2 separate regions of the Homo sapiens genome follow, and region 1 is linked to region 2. A link is a loop called in an ENCODE intact Hi-C map of the cell type or tissue named here. Cell type or tissue: HepG2. All regions are shown on one strand. Each heading gives the region's core, and the rest is flanking DNA. Links, peaks and the distances in the headings are about the cores only.

Region 1 (8,344 bases), core at 147-8,146, 60 kb before region 2:
TAACCCTTGATATAGCAGACAAAAATATTGAGTTCTTATTGGACACAGGAGATGCCTACTCAGTTTTAACCCATTTCCCAGGGCTACTGTTTTCCCACTCCTGTACAGTAACAGGAACTGATGGCCAGCCAAGAATGAAGAGATTCACCCACCCACTTTGTTGCTTTGTAAAGGACCATATATTTTGCCATAGGTTTTTAATATTATACCTGAGTGTTTTATCCTATTATGAGAGACCTGTTTTCCAAGTTACACATCACAGCTCACTTTAAAGTGCTCTGTGAGAGGGCAACAGGCCAGAAGGAACAGTTCTCCTAGCTTCAAATACTTGCCTTTACACAGATATGGAGAAGAACTGCCTTCCATGACATATTGCTTCTCTAGTAGACCCCTCTGTTTGAGACATGGAAGTTTCTAGTACAACTGTTAATGTACCCCCAGTCCAGACTGTCCTAAAACCCAGTGTTAATTACCCGTGGGAAAAAACAAAACAAAACAAAACAAAACAAAACAGTATCCTTTGAATCCTGAGGCTCAGAGGGACATCCAGCCCTCAATAATGATAGCCTAAAGTTATGAATATAACAGCCCTGTAGTCTCCATGTAACACCCCATTCCACCTGTAAGGACATCAACTGAGGAATATAAATTTATTTTGACTCTAAGGGAATTAAATGGGACAGTAGTCCCGGTTCACCCATTAGTTCCTAATATTTGTACAATACTGACTGAAGTCCCTGAAGATGCTCATTGATTCACATTGTTAGATTTGAAGGATGCTTTCTTTTGTTTATCTTTATACCCGCACTCCCAGTATATTTTTTGCTTTTGAATGGACTGATCCAGACACTCATGCTGCATCTCAACTTACCTGAACAGTTCTCCAGAGTTTTAGATACATTCCCTATCTGTTTGGCAATGCATTGGCCAAGGAGTTAAGGAAACTGCAGTTAACTAATGGGCTCTCTTGCAATATGTAGATAACTTATGAATATCTAGATCTACCAGAAAATACTCTGCCATGACCACAATTCATCTCCTTAATTTTCTGGAAAAGCAAGAATATAATGTACCCCCACAAGGCCCAGATCTCTGTGAAAGGATTAAATATTTGGAATATGTATTCATTCTTGGGACAAGGACTTTGACCCCAAAGTGAAAACACCTTGGCTCAAAGTAACCCAAGTGAGACCCTCTTGGTCCCCCAACCCCCTCTGACTAAGAAACAGTTAAGAACCCTTTTGGGAATGGCAAGATTCTGTGAGATCTGGATTCCCTGGTTTGGTCTTAGAGCAAAGCCACTCCATGAAGCTCTAAAAGGGAGTGATCATGATCCTTTGAATTGGGATGAAAATTGCCAACAGGCATTCTTGACCCTAAAATAAAATCTAAAACATCTCCTGCTTTTGGACTCTGTAACTTCAAAAAACCTTTACCCTCTATGTGCCCAAAAAACAAAGAATGGTTTGAATGTCCAATCTCGAAGGCCCAGGAATAGCCCTAGACCAGTGGCTTACCTTTCTAAACAGTGAAACCAGATGGCAGCTGGAAGGCCAGGATCCTTGTGTTCTGTGGAAGCCACTGCTCTATTAGTAGAAGAAGCCAGTAAGTTTACCTTGGGATAATAATTAGATGTCATAACCCCCACCAAGTACAGGGGGTTTTAGAAGCAAAAGGTTATCAATGGCTAACAGGAGGTCACTTATTTAATAACAGGTTTTTCTCCTTGACACCCCAGATGTAACCCTTATAATATGTTGAGTATTAAACTCTGATATCCTGTTGCTACACTTCACATCCTAATAAACAGACCCCCAACTCACTTCCCTCCTGTGTGGAAATTATAGCAGGTCTGACCTGAAAGATTAGCCTCTGTCTATTCCTGATGAGTGGTTTACAGATGGGAGTAGCTTTATACATGAGAGAATAAGAAAGGCAGGTTTTGCGGTATTTAGCCAACAAGAGGTCACTGAGGCAAAAACTTTACTTCCCCAGGTTTCTGCTGAAGCAGAATTAATTGTTCTAATCAGAGCTCTCCAATTAGGAAAGACTTGAGCGTCAATATATTTACTGATTCCAAATATGGGTTTCTTATGCTCTATGCTCATGCTGTTATATGAAAAGAAACGAGAGAACTAACAGCTAAAGGATACCCAATACAACATCACTTAAATTTGATGATGTCCAGCTCCAAAAGGAGGTAGCAATTATTCACTGTAGAGGACATCAAAAGGGAAGTGCCTCTATTATTAAAGAGAATGCTCTTGCAGAAAGAGCAGCTAAGACTACAGCTAAAGAGACACCAGTGTAATAGGTCACTGACTAATGCCAGGTACTGCACCCATGTCATGAACACCACACTATATACCCCTGAGGAATTTAAATGGGCAGAACAGAAAGGTTTATACAAGGATTCATCAGGATGGTTACTAAAATGCAACTAACTCTTGTACCCTGAGGCTGACCAATGAAAAATAATTAAGCATTTTCATGATTCCTCACATTTGGAGTGGAGTCAATTGAATTTTCACTATTCAATTGAATTTTCCAAATCTTCTGTGGAAACAAACTAGTCTAAACTGTAAGGAGGGTCACCAGGGCCTGTGAACTTTGTTCCTGTCATGATCCAAGAAGCCACTCCATACCTCCACTTCTACTCAAATTTTAAAAACATTTAGGTACATGCCCTGGGACAACTGGCAAATAGGTTTTTCTCAGATACTACCTTATAGGGGATGATAATATTTGCTAGTATTTATAGGCACTTTCACCAAGTGGGTTGAGATTTACCCCACAAGGCATTAGAAGTGTCTAATTTTTACTTAAAGAGATCACTGCAAGGTTTGGATTATCTAAATGCCTGCAGAGTGATAATGGACCTTTCTTCACACCTATAGTGACCCAGCAGCTTTTCTTCATCCTTAAGCAGTACCTATCATCTTCACTCCTCCTGGAGTTCCCAATTCTCAGGTAAGGTAGAAAAGCTAATCATGTTTTAAAAGGACATTAGAAAAGCCATGTAAGGAGACCTCAGAGGCCTGGGTTTCCCTCCTAGCCATAGCCCTTTTACACATAAGGATGGGCCCAAAAGGAAACTCACTCGCTTATGTGATGAATTATATTTATTGATTTGCGTATGTTTAACTAGCCTTGCATCCTGGGGATGAAGCTGACTGATCATGGTGGTGAAGCTTTTGGATGTGCTGCTGAATTTGGTTCGCAGTGTTTTATTTGAGAATTTTGCATTGATGATCATCAGGCATATTGTCCTGAAGTTTTCTTTTTTGTTGTATGTCTGCCAGATTTTGGTATTATTGATGATACTTGACTCATAAAATGAGTTAGGGTGAAGTTCCTCCTTTTTAATTGTTTGAAATAATTTCAGAGAAAATGGTTCCAGCTCCTCTTTATAACTCTGGTAGAATTCAACTGCAAATCTTTCTGGTTCTGGGCTTTTTTAAGTTGGTAGGCTATTTATTAGTGCCTCAATTTCAGAAATTTTTATTGGTCTGCTCAGATATTCAACTTCTTTCTGGCACCCCTGATTATTATATGGCTAACTTTCATGGTCATGATACTATGAAATTACTTAAGCTCTGGAATAAAATTAGCAAAAATGACCCAAAATATTGCTGGCCATGATGGTGATCTTATGATATCACTAGGTGAATTTGTCTGCATGCTCAAATGGAATGGAAGATATTGAACCTTACAAATATAATGTCATTTTACAATTTGTACTTTGAGCTTTCTAAAAGAAACCAAGAATTGTTTCTAGCTTCTCTGAAAGAGAATAAATAAAAAAGAGAAAATGGAACATGCAAAAAATGTATGGAGTTGACTCTTCTTTCTTCTTTTGGACTACATCTTCTACCTGTTCTCTTTCTTAACTCCTTCCATCGAAGCTCTTCTTTCTCCTACAATACTTCCATCCCCCTTCTCAACTTCCATATACTCAGATCTGTCTCAAATACTCCTTTCCTCACCTCTGACTCACCAATATGGCCTTCTTAGTTTCCTTTATGATTATAGGAGGCAGTGGTAATGCTGCCAGGTCAGTTTGTTCCCTAGTGTTCCCTAGATAAAATTGGAGTTCTGGCTGTCACTAATACCTTTCTCAATTTCTTATTAAATTCTGTAGTACTTTGCCACTCATCAGTTCAATCTGTTAATTACCAACTACCAGCCTGAATATTCAGATCTCTAGTCTCCAAAATTACATAGAGAGGGTGGAGAAAGATGGTATTACGGAAGCCTATACCATTTTTCTCCCCCTAGGAACACCGAATTTTCACAACAATCTGTACTGTCACAAGAACAGAGCACTTTCACAGGAACCAAAATATTAGGCAAGCAACCACTGTACCTGGTTTTAACCTCATATTACTGAAAAATGCATTGAATAGGGTAAGAAAGACAGTCTTGTATCACTGACACCAGTCCTCCCCATGACCCAGTAGCAGTACAGAAAGAGTCTGCACACTTGGGGAAAAAAAAGAGCAGTGACTGGGGGACTTTATATTAAACTCAGTGCTACCTTGTCACAGTGGAGAGCAAAGCTATGCTGGGCTCAACCAGCACCAATAAAAGGAGAGAGGATTTGAACCAGACAGAGGTATTTTTCATTCTAGCAGTTAGAGCTTCAGTTTCTAGGAAAGGCTTGCCAGTGGGCAAAGGGTTCTGAGATCTTGGGTAAATTTGAAAGGCAGTCCAGGACACAGTGACTGCCATTCCTGGGCAACACATAAAGCTCTGAGTTGAGCTTAGAGCTAGCAGACTAGCTACATAAGCTAGAGAGACACTAGTTGAGGCAACTAAGGAAGAGCTTATGCCACCCCTTCCCCAACCTCAGGTACAGCAGCTTGCAGCAAGGAAAGGGACTTCTTTCTTCTGCCTAAGAAAAGGAGAGCAAAGAGTAAAGAGGAGTTTGTCTTGCACCTGTATACCAGCTCAGGCACAGTAGGATAGTACATGAAGCAGAGTCATGAATCACACATTGTAGGGGCAGGGTTCATCACCTGCTTACTAAAGAGCCCTTGGGCCTTGAATAACCAGCAGAGATACTCAAATAGTACACCATAAACCTTGGTCTCTGAAATGTACTGACTTCAGGTGTGACTCAGCACATTCCCAGCTCTAATGGCTATGGTGAAAGATTTCTTTATTTGAGAAAAGCAGAAAGAAAAATAAAGGGGATGTTGTCTTTCATCTTAGGTACCAGGTTGTTTGCAGTGGAGTAGAGAAATAAGTAGGCTCTTGGGGTCCCTGAGTGCAAGTGTAGGATTCCAGACAGCATTTCTGGACTTGCCTTGAGCCAGCGGGGAACCCACTTCTCTGAAGAATGAGTCCTAGTCCTGGAAGTGTTCTCCACAAGCTGACTAAAGAGCCCTTGGTCTGTAACTGAACATCTTCAGTAGCCTGGCAAAGCCCCCTATGGGCTTGTGGTGTTGGTGGTGCAAGAGAGAGGCTTCTGTGCTTATAAAAAGGAAATAAAAGAGCAGAGTGAACTTGATATTGTGGTTTCCATGCCAGCTTAGTTGACATATAATAAAATTTCTTAGGTTTTATACTCCAATGCCTGGATTGAAAGCATTACTGGACCAGCCTGAGGGAACTTATTACCGTAAAGGGAAGGACACAAACCAGGCTGACATAATCACCTGCTGATCATAGAGCCCTAGGGACTTGAGTAAACATAGGTGGTAGCCTGGTAGTGGTTACAGCAGACCTTGGGTAAGAGTCAGTGCTGTACTGGCTTCAAGTCTAACCCAGTGCTGTCACAGCGGTGGTGGCAACAGGAGTGCTTGTGTCATTACATCCACAATTGTACGGTGCTCAACAGTGAGAGAAAGCCATCAGTTTTTTGGTAGAAAGTGAGAGAAAAGAACAACCTCTGCTGGATAATATAAAGAATTATTCCCAATTTTATTTAAAACCATTAAGATAGTACCCCTATGAATCTGCAAAAAACACAACATTATTGGGCTTGGGGCCCAAGTCCCTTTGAATACCTGAAAACTCTTCTCAAGAAGGAGGCACACAAATAAGCCCATACTGTGAAGACCACAATAAGTACCTAATTATTTAATGTCCAGAGACCAATGAATATCTACAAGCATCGAGACGAAGCATGAAAACATGACATCACCAAAGGAGTTAAAAGTTACCAGGGACAATCCTGGAGAAACAGAGATATGTGACCTTTTGGACAGAATTTGATAGCCTTTAGAGAAAAGTCAAAGAAATTTTAGATAACATAAAGAAAAAATTCAGAATTCTGTTGGATAAATTTAACAAAGAGATTGAAATAATTAAAAAGAATCAAGCAAAAATAAAAATAATAAAGTTGAAAGATGCAGTTGACATATTGATGAATTCCTCAGCCTTTTAGAGAAAAACTGATCAAGCAGAAGAATTAGTGAGCTTAAAGACAGCCTATTTAGAAACACACAGTCAGAAGAGATTTAAAAAAAAAAGAAGAAGAAACTATGCTTACAATAGTTAGAAAATATCATCAAAAGGGCAAATATGTGAGTTATTAGCCTTAAAAAAGAGGTAGAGCAAGAAGAATAGAAAGCTTATTCAAAGGAATAACAGAGAATGGTCCACATCTAGAGAAAGATATCAATATTAAAGAAAAATAAGATTATAGAACACCAAGAAATCTTAACTCAATCTACGTCAAGATATTTAAAAGGCAAAATCTCAAGGATCATGGATAAAAAGGATAAAGTATCCTAAAAGCAGCAAGATTAAAAAAAAACAACACACCAAATAACACACAATGGACCTTTAATATTTCTGATAGGTTTTGAGTGGAAACCTTACAGGACAGCAGGAAAGCCATTACATGTTTAACTTGTAACATATTTAGTGCTGAAGGAAAAAAAATAACATAAAATACCGTATCTGGTTAAAACAATCTTTCAAGCATGAAAGACAAATAAAGACTTCCAGACAAATGAAAGCTGAGGAATTTCATAAACAGCAGACAGATTCTAAAAGAAATATTAAAAGTAATTTTTTAATCTGAAAGAACAGGATGTTAATGAGCAAGAAACCAACAGAAGGAACAAAACTCACTGGTAGTAGCTAGCACACGTAGAATAGAATAGAAAGATGGAGAACATTAGAATACTGTAATTGTGCTATATAAGCTACTCTTATCTTAAATGGAAATAGTAAACAATGAACTAATAAAAAATAATACCTACAACTTTCCAAAATATAGACATTACAATAAGACAAAGACAAACAAAAACAAACAAAAAAGAAAAGTGAGGAGATAAAGTGTACAGCTATTGTTAGACTACTTTTTGCATGATTGTTTATGCAATGAATATTAAGTTGTCAGCTTAAAATAATTTTAACAATTTTAAGTTAAAATTTTAATTGCATAATATTAAATTAGAATTTTATTAATTTAATTTAATTATTTTGATTTTTATAAATTTTTTTATAAATTATACTTTAAGTTCTAGGGTACATGTGCACAACATGCAGGTTTGTTACCTATGTATACATGTGCCATGTTGGTGTGCTGCACCCATTAACTCGTCCTTTACATGGGGTATATCATGAACTCATCCTTTTTCATGGCTGCATAATATTCCATGGTGTATATGTGCCATATTTTCTTAACTCAGTGTGTCATTGATGGGCATTTGGGTTGGTTCCAAGTCTTTGCTACTGTGAATAGTGCCACAATCAACATACTTGTGCATGTGTCTTTATAGCAGCATGATTTATAATCCTCTGGATATATGCCCAGTAATGGGATAGCTGGATCAAATGGTATTTCTAGTTCTAGATCCTTGAGGAATCACCACACTGTCTTCCACAATGGTTGAACTAGTTTACAGTCCCATCAACAGTGTAAAAGCATTCCTATTTCTCCACATTCTCTCCAGCACCTGTTGTTTCCTGACTTTTTAATGATCGCCATTCTAACTGGTATGAGACAGTATCTCATTGTGGTTATGGTTTGCATTTCTCTAACAGCCAGTGATGATGAGCATTTTTTCACCTGTCTGTTGGCTGCATAAATGTCTTCTTTTGAGAAGTGTCTTTTCATATCCTTTGCCCACTTTTTGATGGGATTGTTTGATTTTTTCTTGTAAATTTGTTTAAAGTTCTTTGTAGATTCTGGATATTAGCCCTTTGTCAGATGGGTAGATTGTAAAAATTTTCTCCCATTCTGTAGGTTACCTGTCCACTCTGATGGTAGTTTCTCTTGCTGTATAGAAGCTCTTTAGTTTAATTAGATCCCATTTGTTAATTTTGGCTTCTGTTGCCATTGCTTTTGGTGTTTTAGTCAGGAAGTCCTTGCCCATGCCTATGGCCT
Region 2 (8,344 bases), core at 133-8,132:
TCTGAAGCTGTCTTCCAGTTTATGCTTAGCAGCACAGTGTGTTTTTACATTAATGTTATGTGAAAAATAAATTGCTACCTCACAATAAGTATGATGTCACTAGGCAACAAAATTTTTTCAGTTCCATTATAGTCATATGAAATTACCATGGTATATGCTGTCAGCCATTGACCTATATTTAGCCATTTGACACACGACTGTATTTCAAAGTATTAACTTCATAGGATCAGAAGGTGTTAGGCAACCACTGTGTAAGGGGTCTTGAAAAAACTTACCACTCCTGCACCACTACCAGCCCTCTGACCCAGAAGGCTCAAAGACTTATTCAAAAGTTTCCTTGAGACCCTCGTTAGCTTCTAACAGCCCAGATGTAGCATTAGGGGAAAGCTGCAGGCAAGCCAACCAGCAATAACCTGCTAGTCACAGTGGGGCCAAAATGCTTCCACTACTCCCTCTCATGGAGAACCTGAGGTAGATATGTATTCACACGGATCATACAACTAGCCCTCCCTACTGCTTATCAGATTCTGCAAAATTAGTGGCTTTGGCCTGAGAACCTAACACCTAAACTCAGGACCCTCACAGTCTTCTGTCATAGGTAGAGCTCAGCTCAACACTAGGCCAAACCTCCTGCCCAACCCTAACATTTCAAAATGCACTGATACTCTACACACAGGTCACTGGCCCAGCAATCTTTTTTCTTTTTTTTTTTTTTTTTAATTTTTTTAAATTTTTTTTTTTTATTATACTCTAAGTTTTAGGGTACATGTGCACATTGTGCAGGTTAGTTACATATGTATACATGTGCCATGCTGGTGCGCTGCACCCACTAACGTGTCATCTAGCATTAGGTATATCTCCCAATGCTCTCCCTCCCCCCTCCCCCGACCCCACCACAGTCCCCAGAGTGTGATATTCCCCTTCCTGTGTCCATGTGATCTCATTGTTCAATTCCCACCTATGAGTGAGAATATGCGGTGTTTGGTTTTTTGTTCTTGCGATAGTTTACTGAGAATGATGATTTCCAATTTCATCCATGTCCCTACAAAGGACATGAACTCATCATTTTTTATGGCTGCATAGTATTCCATGGTGTATATGTGCCACATTTTCTTAATCCAGTCTATCATTGTTGGACATTTGGGTTGGTTCCAAGTCTTTGCTATTGTGAATAGTGCCGCAATAAACATACGTGTGCATGTGTCTTTATAGCAGCATGATTTATAGTCCTTTGGGTATATACCCAGTAATGGGATGGCTGAGTCAAATGGTATTTCTAGTTCTAGATCCCTGAGGAATCGCCACACTGACTTCCACAATGGTTGAACTAGTTTACAGTCCCACCAACAGTGTAAAAGTGTTCCTATTTCTCCACATCCTCTCCAGCACCTGTTGTTTCCTGACTTTTTAATGATTGCCATTCTAACTGGTGTGAGATGATATCTCATAGTGGTTTTGATTTGCATTTCTCTGATGGCCAGTGATGATGAGCATTTCTTCATGTGTTTTTTGGCTGCATAAATGTCTTCTTTTGAGAAGTGTCTGTTCATGTCCTTCGCCCACTTTTTGATGGGGTTGTTTGTTTTTTTCTTGTAAATTTGTTTGAGTTCATTGTAGATTCTGGATATTAGCCCTTTGTCAGATGAGTAGGTTGAGAAAATTTTCTCCCATGTTGTAGGTTGCCTGTTCACTCTGATGGTAGTTTCTTTTGCTGTGCAGAAGCTCTTGAGTTTAATTAGATCCCATTTGTCAATTTTGGCTTTTGTTGCCATTGCTTTTCCAGCAACCTTTTTTCAGAACAAAGGTCACTGGCCCAGGAACATTTTTTCAGAACCACTCCACACCATCTACCAGTATCAAAGTCTTACCTGTGAGTGCCAGTAGTTGGAAAAATAAAAGCACTCCTGATAAAAACAACTTAGTAAGAAGCATGGCTGTGCCTATACTAGGCCAGGACAAAAAGTCATTTGCCTTGGGTTGGCAGTCGCCCTCGAAACCAAAGAACAGCAGTGATGCCTCTGCATGCAGGCATTTTCTTTCCTCTTCCTTGGTGGTTCTGATAAACATGGTACAATTATTTCTTGGGATGTAATTATTTCTTTACTTTGCTATTGCTCTTTCTACATAAAGTTCACAACTAATGAATAAGCATTATCCTTTGTTGAGAGTAGTGGCAATGATCATGCGAAATGGAACTTTGGCAGAGTTTCTGCAGTAAGCAGTGCATACTGAAGGGAACAATGGGGTGCCGGTACAAATTCCAGGGCTCTTCCCTTAGTGTAAAAAAAACTGTCATTCCTTTCTGAAAAGTAGCTGAGAACTTGTATAGAGCACTACTCTGCCTTAAGTTGGGGCAGGAAGTTCCTGTTTTTGACCTTCGTGGCTGGCTGTCAACTCCCAGTGTCCAGTATGTATGACAAAGAGACCTAAAACTAGGGAGCCCACACTTATGGAGTCTCAGTTATGCCCACCCTTGGTTGGCCCTGGGTACTGGGAAGTAGCGGTTGTGCAAGTTTGAAGGGCTCGAGTGCTGCCAACTGACTGCTACAGTGGGCTTCAGATAACCACTTGTTGGAAACCTTGGTGGGTACTAGCACAAGTCAGCAAGTATTTGGAGGCATCTCTGCTTCAGCAGATAGCTATTGTGATGCTAGCTGAAGGCAAAATATGCAGTGTTACCAGATGATTTCCCATCTAAGTCATGGCTGGATAGATGAGACTCTGCTCTTGATTTGATTAGGTATACATGGGCAATACCTACTGAAATATTAGTTATTCTGACTGAGAGCCTCAAGACCCTGACCTGCTATGTCCCACTGCTATTGCCCCGGCAGTCCTGCAGTACAGAGCATCTCCACTAGCTGCCTATCACCTGGTACAGTCTGCCTGGCACTTCTATTAGGCCACTTCTAATGAGAGCAGTGTGCTGCCACAAGGCTGGCCACTCCATGCTTAGATAGATGCACTGTTCCTTATACCTTGCTAGTGTACACCCTGACTAAAGCAATGAAGTGGAATAGCATGAGGACTCAGTCCTAGCAGTGCCTTTCTGCCCACTCAGGGGAAACACTCCAGCATTTAGGTTACAGCTGTCTCCCATTATAATTTTTTGAAGCCTCTGGAAGCTTGGCTTCAGTGATCCCAGATTACGTATGCAGCTCAGCGCTCCCCTGGCTGTGGCTTTACTTTCTGCCCAGCTCCAATCTGCTGCACTCACCAGGAGACACTAGAGGGGCTAAGGAATACTGGTTCATCCTTTCACCCTTCCTCAGAAGCACCCCGAGTACCACAAACTGAGACCAAGACCCTTCCTCGGTGCCTCTCTCTCTTTGGGAGATAGACTCTGCTGAAGAGGGCAGATCTCAAAGAAGGGTTGTCCTGCTTGGGGCTTGGCCAGCACATGAAAGTTCTGACCTGGGGCTGAAAGTAACCTGAGTGGACCTGGGGAGTGGAAACAGATTATTCAGCAAAGACCTCTGGAGGCCTTTGGACCTATTTATGTCAATAAGTATCATAAATATGAGTGTCTTCTGAGATAGTTCTTGTTTCTTTTTGTTTTCTTTTGTGTTTTCTGCCTCTGTGAGGATACTACATACTTGCTGAAAGTGCTTTGACCTTCTCTGAGAGACCTAGAGATTAGTTTGCCACCAGGGACAGGCTCTATTTAGTGACCTGGAGTCTTGAGTGTTTACACACTTTGTAGGATTGGGTACAGAAACAAAGAGAAGATTGTTAACCAGGTGATTCCCTATGGTGGGTAGAGAATGTCATTTACTGAAAAAGCAGTCAATATCAGGTAGAAACAAAGGTCACACTGGGGGACATTGGGGCCAGCAGTGTCTCATTTGGTCGTTTAGCAAGGGTGCATATTGCCAAGATGTGGTACGCAGGAGAGCTGCATGCGAAGAAGTTCTTATCAGCAAACAAAGGAGACCTTGTCGGCTGACTAGGATCTTCCTCCAGACAATGATGGAAAAAAGAAAAGAAAAACATGTCAGGAAGATATTTTGGAAGTGCCACATTATGCAGAGAAGGGTTCTACAGCTGGAAGCCACATGGCGAAATTCCAAACACCTAGGACGTCAAGGTGGTGGGATTCTGCTTATCTTCTGAGGCCAGAAGATACAACAGAACCAATATATTCAGGGTGTTAAGGCCATAGACATCCACAGTCCCATTCCATATGCAAGTGCCTATGATATGTGACCCTGCAATCCCCAGAACAGTGGACCTGAGCTAGGGAATTCTTATCCAGAAGACTTCACTCCAGACTGGCCTAAAAAAACAGGTCAGAACACAGCACCAAACAGCTGGCATGTCACCTGCATGGCACTTTCACTGTGTATCCATGGAGAAGTTGGCTGGAAGGTATCCCAGACAGAGTCCTATATCTGAAACCAAAAGCATTTGACATCAGAGACTCCAGGCTGTTTCCTATACAGGCATTGATTAAATGCATTTTTGCTTGACTTCCAAAATCCCACAATTTAAAAAATGCTCAGAGTTTGGGGCCCACGGTCCTTGAAGCTTTCTGGAACCCTGGAGAGATCCCAGGTCAGCACTTGCCCATCACTCTTCTAGGTATCATATTGATTTTCTCGCAGCTGCCAGTGCCCTAGAGGGTCTCTATGCGGTTCTGTTGCCCTTCTTCAGAACTCCACAGAACTCCTACCTCATCAAACACTGCCCTACAGCACTTCTCATGGAAAGTTCTGATGGAAAAGAAAAACTCAACATATGGTTATGCTTGGGCTGGGCCTTGTTAAGGATGGTAATTCTGCTTCTACCTGTGCTTAAGCAGGGAAGACACTGACTTCCTGGTGGGGACTGTTAAGCAAGGGAAAAGGATGGAGGGGCAGAAGCCTGAAGCAAAACATGGTTGACTGGGGTAGCTTCTTTATGGACATGGCCAAAGCACTGCTCCTTCTGACTTGATCCAAATGCTCTCCCATCACTACCCCTACCTTCTTCCTTGTTCTCCTCCCTCTTGGGCCAAGGCCAGTCCCAGAAGTGCCATGCAAATTCCAGGAATAAGACTGCTCTAGCAGACTGTGATCACTACTATGTCTAATCCAGAGACTCACTAAGTCAGCTGAGGATTGGTTTCTGAGATCCTAAGGCAGATGCCACACTCATGTATTTGTGGCAGGGGGTTCCAAACACCAGCGGCCAACACCATAGCCCAGTTAAGCTCCTGGATGTTGTTTCTCTCTGACCCCAACTTGATCCACCCACCCAGAAAGGAGAGTCCTCCTACAGTCTTTGTTCTGCTAACCCCTCCCTGTTTTTCTTGCTCAATTTTCCCAGTGATAACATCAAGGGATATGACTTTGCGGTGGGCATCCCCGGTGGAAGAAGACAGAGCTACTGAGGGAGAAACTGGTGAAGAGGGCAGCTCTCATATCACAATGGTCAGCTTTGGTCTCGTTGCTCCTTTCCTTTGTATCTTCTCTCTACCTCTTCTCTCAGAAGAGGGATCATCATCCTGAAGGGGAGGAGGGCAAGGGAACTCCCATGGAAAGGAGTATCCAAGAAGAGAATTATATCTAGGTGATGCCACTTAGCAACATATTATCAACAGCCAGCAGATGCTGGGTAAAGCTTGTGGGGTATCAAAAGCAGAAGTATAATGCTTAAGACCTGTTGTTTACACATTAAAAAAAAACGTGTAAATATCTGAATTTGGCAATGTATCTGTGACGGGTAAAAAAGAATCATTTTGGGGGATTAAGGATCTGGAAGCTGGTCAGAGAAAAAGATATTTTGGGAGGCAGTAACAGTCTCTATTATGCAGGGTAGCATGAAAGGAGACATTCATAGTAGGAAACTGTACACAGGATTAAGGTGCAGAGATTACTATTCAGATGCGGAAAAGTAGAAGGTGATTTCTGGGGGATAGGAGGTTCAAACAGGAAGAATGTATACATGAGTTGCTCAACAGGCCTACCAGGAATTCAGTTCCAAAAGCTCTGTGTTAAGTGCTGGTTTGGGGTCTTATAAGCAAAAGTTATATTTTATCTACAGCAGATGCTGAGCAAAGTTTTTCAGTTGCACACTAGGAAAATATAATGACTAGATTTTGTTTATTTGTGCTATCTTAAATATATAACTTGTATTAAAATTGGACTCTTGTGCTAGTGGGGTTTGAACAACCAGCTCACAATTTGCATTAAAAAATTAATGACAACTTAGGGCCAGTACACAAAGACTATTTTAACTCATTTACATATCAATTATTTATAAGTAAGATTTTAGCAATAACAGCAGAACCACAGGATGCTGTTCAGGACTGGGAGGAAAAAACAAAGGCAACACTAGATAGGGCTGGCACTCAGAAAAACAAAAACAAACAAACAAAAACCAAAAAAAAACAGTAGTTATGGCTTGGATGGGGATAAGATGCAATTTTACCATATGTATTTAATTCAGAGGTAGCAAAAGCATATGCTTAACAGATGTGGAAAGCTTTAGACAAGAGGTAAAATTATTTGTGGGGGGAACCACTGAAAGGCAAGGAAAACTTGCATTTACCTTGCAGATAATTATCACCACCAAAGAAAACTGCGAGAGAAACAATGCCCACAGTTTCTAAAGGAAAAAGGAAACAAATTTCCAAATGAAATACAAACTTTGTTAGGTCTTCTTAAGAAATCTGCTGTCATGACAAAGACGGTTTGCGATATTTAGTTATATTCTTTGACTGATCTCTTAGACAAGGAGTCACAAAATGTTGGCCTGCTGCCACTTCTCCCACCAGCTATTTTTAATGCCTAAGAAATAAAGAATATTTTCTAGTTTAAAATGGTTGGGGGGAAAAAAAAGCAAAAAAATTCATTTCCAACACATAATCATTTATTTTCATTACATTCAAATTACATGGTCATAAATAAAATTATATTGGAATCATATTGGATTATATATCTCCAATTATATATGGAGAGTTGAGTAGTCCCCACAGTTATAACTCAAAAGTCTTTCAAAGGTCATATGTATTCAAAGTCCTATGTATCACATAGGGCTTCATTTAATCTCTTCCTTCTAAATACTGTACAGCAATCACACACTCACACATACACAAACACACACACTGGATGAAAAATGTCAAATGTGCTGCAGAGGGAGTTATTTTGTTATTAGATGGCAAATCTATATGTTTATTGTGTAATTCCATGACATAATAGTATTTATATTATTTATATTCTTTTTTTTCTTTCTTTTTTTTTTTTTTTTTTTTTTTTTTAGACGGAGTCTCACTCTGTCATCAGTCTGAAGGGCAGCGGCAGCAATCTGGGCTTATTGCAACTTCTGCCTCCCTTATTGGTGTATAAGAATGCTTGTGATTTTTGCACATTGATTTTGTATCCTGAGGCTTTGGAAGTTGCTTATCAGCTTAGGGAGATTTTGGGCTGAGATGATGGGGTCTTCTAAATATACAATCATGTCATCTGCAAACAAAGACAATTTGACTTTTTTTCTATGTGAATATGCTTTATTTCTTTGTCTTGTCGGATTGCCCTGATTTCAAGCAATTCTCCTGCCTCAGCCTCCCAAGCATCTGGGATGACAAGCACCCAAGGAAAATTTTTTTATTTTTAATTTTTATACTAAGTTCTGGGGTACATGTGCAGAATGTGCAGTTTTGTTACATAGGTATACACGTGCCATGGTCATCTGCTGCACCCATCAATTTGTCATCTACATTAGGTTTTTCTCCTAATGCTCTCCCTCCCCCAGCCCACCATGTCCTGACAGGCCTGGTGTGTGATGTTCCCCTCCCTGTGTCCATGTATTCTCATTGTTCAAATCCCAGTTATGCCTGAGAACATTAAGTGTTTGGTTATCTGTTCTTGTGTTAGTTTGCTGAGAATGATGGTTTCCAGCTTCATCCATGTCCCTGCAAAGGACATGAACTCATCCTTTTTTATGGATGCATAGTATTCCATGGTGTAAATCAACTATCATTGATGGGCATTTGGGTTGATTCCCCATCTTTGCTATTGTGAACAGTGCCACAATAAACAAACATGTGCATGTTTCTTTTTATAGTAGAATGATTTATAATACTTTGGATATATACCCAGTAATGGGATTGCTGGGTCAAATGTTATTTCTGGTTCTGGATCCTTAGGGAATCACCATAGTCTTCCACAATGGTTGAACTAATTTACACTCCCACCAACAGTGTAAAAGTGTCCTTATTTCTCCATATCCTCTCCAGCTCCTGTTGTTTCCTGGCTTTTCAATGACTGTGATTCTAACTGACATGAGATGGTATCTCATTGTGGTATTGATTTGAATTTCTCTACTGACCAGTGATGAGCTTTTTTTCATGTTTGTTGGCTGC

Evidence for each region. Hi-C counts contacts between places; a loop is a spot of excess contacts. Peaks named below come from ENCODE experiments on the same cell type or tissue, not always from the same donor. Only the 100,000 strongest peaks of a DNase experiment are listed, where the experiment ranks them.
Region 1: it touches region 2 in a loop (5-fold over the local background); 1 of 110 quality-filtered maps calls a loop at or near these places.

What each region holds. Positions count from the first base shown.
Region 1 is chrY:19,616,889-19,625,232 of GRCh38, forward strand. No RefSeq gene overlaps it. Among named protein-coding and RNA genes, the nearest start is that of KDM5D, 120 kb to the right of the region's middle. In HepG2, for the core only: no CTCF peak of the experiment used is centred there; DNase peaks (open chromatin) are centred at 5,063 and 5,693.
Region 2 is chrY:19,677,353-19,685,696 of GRCh38, forward strand. No RefSeq gene overlaps it. Among named protein-coding and RNA genes, the nearest start is that of KDM5D, 63 kb to the right of the region's middle. In HepG2, for the core only: no CTCF peak of the experiment used is centred there; a DNase peak (open chromatin) is centred at 3,699.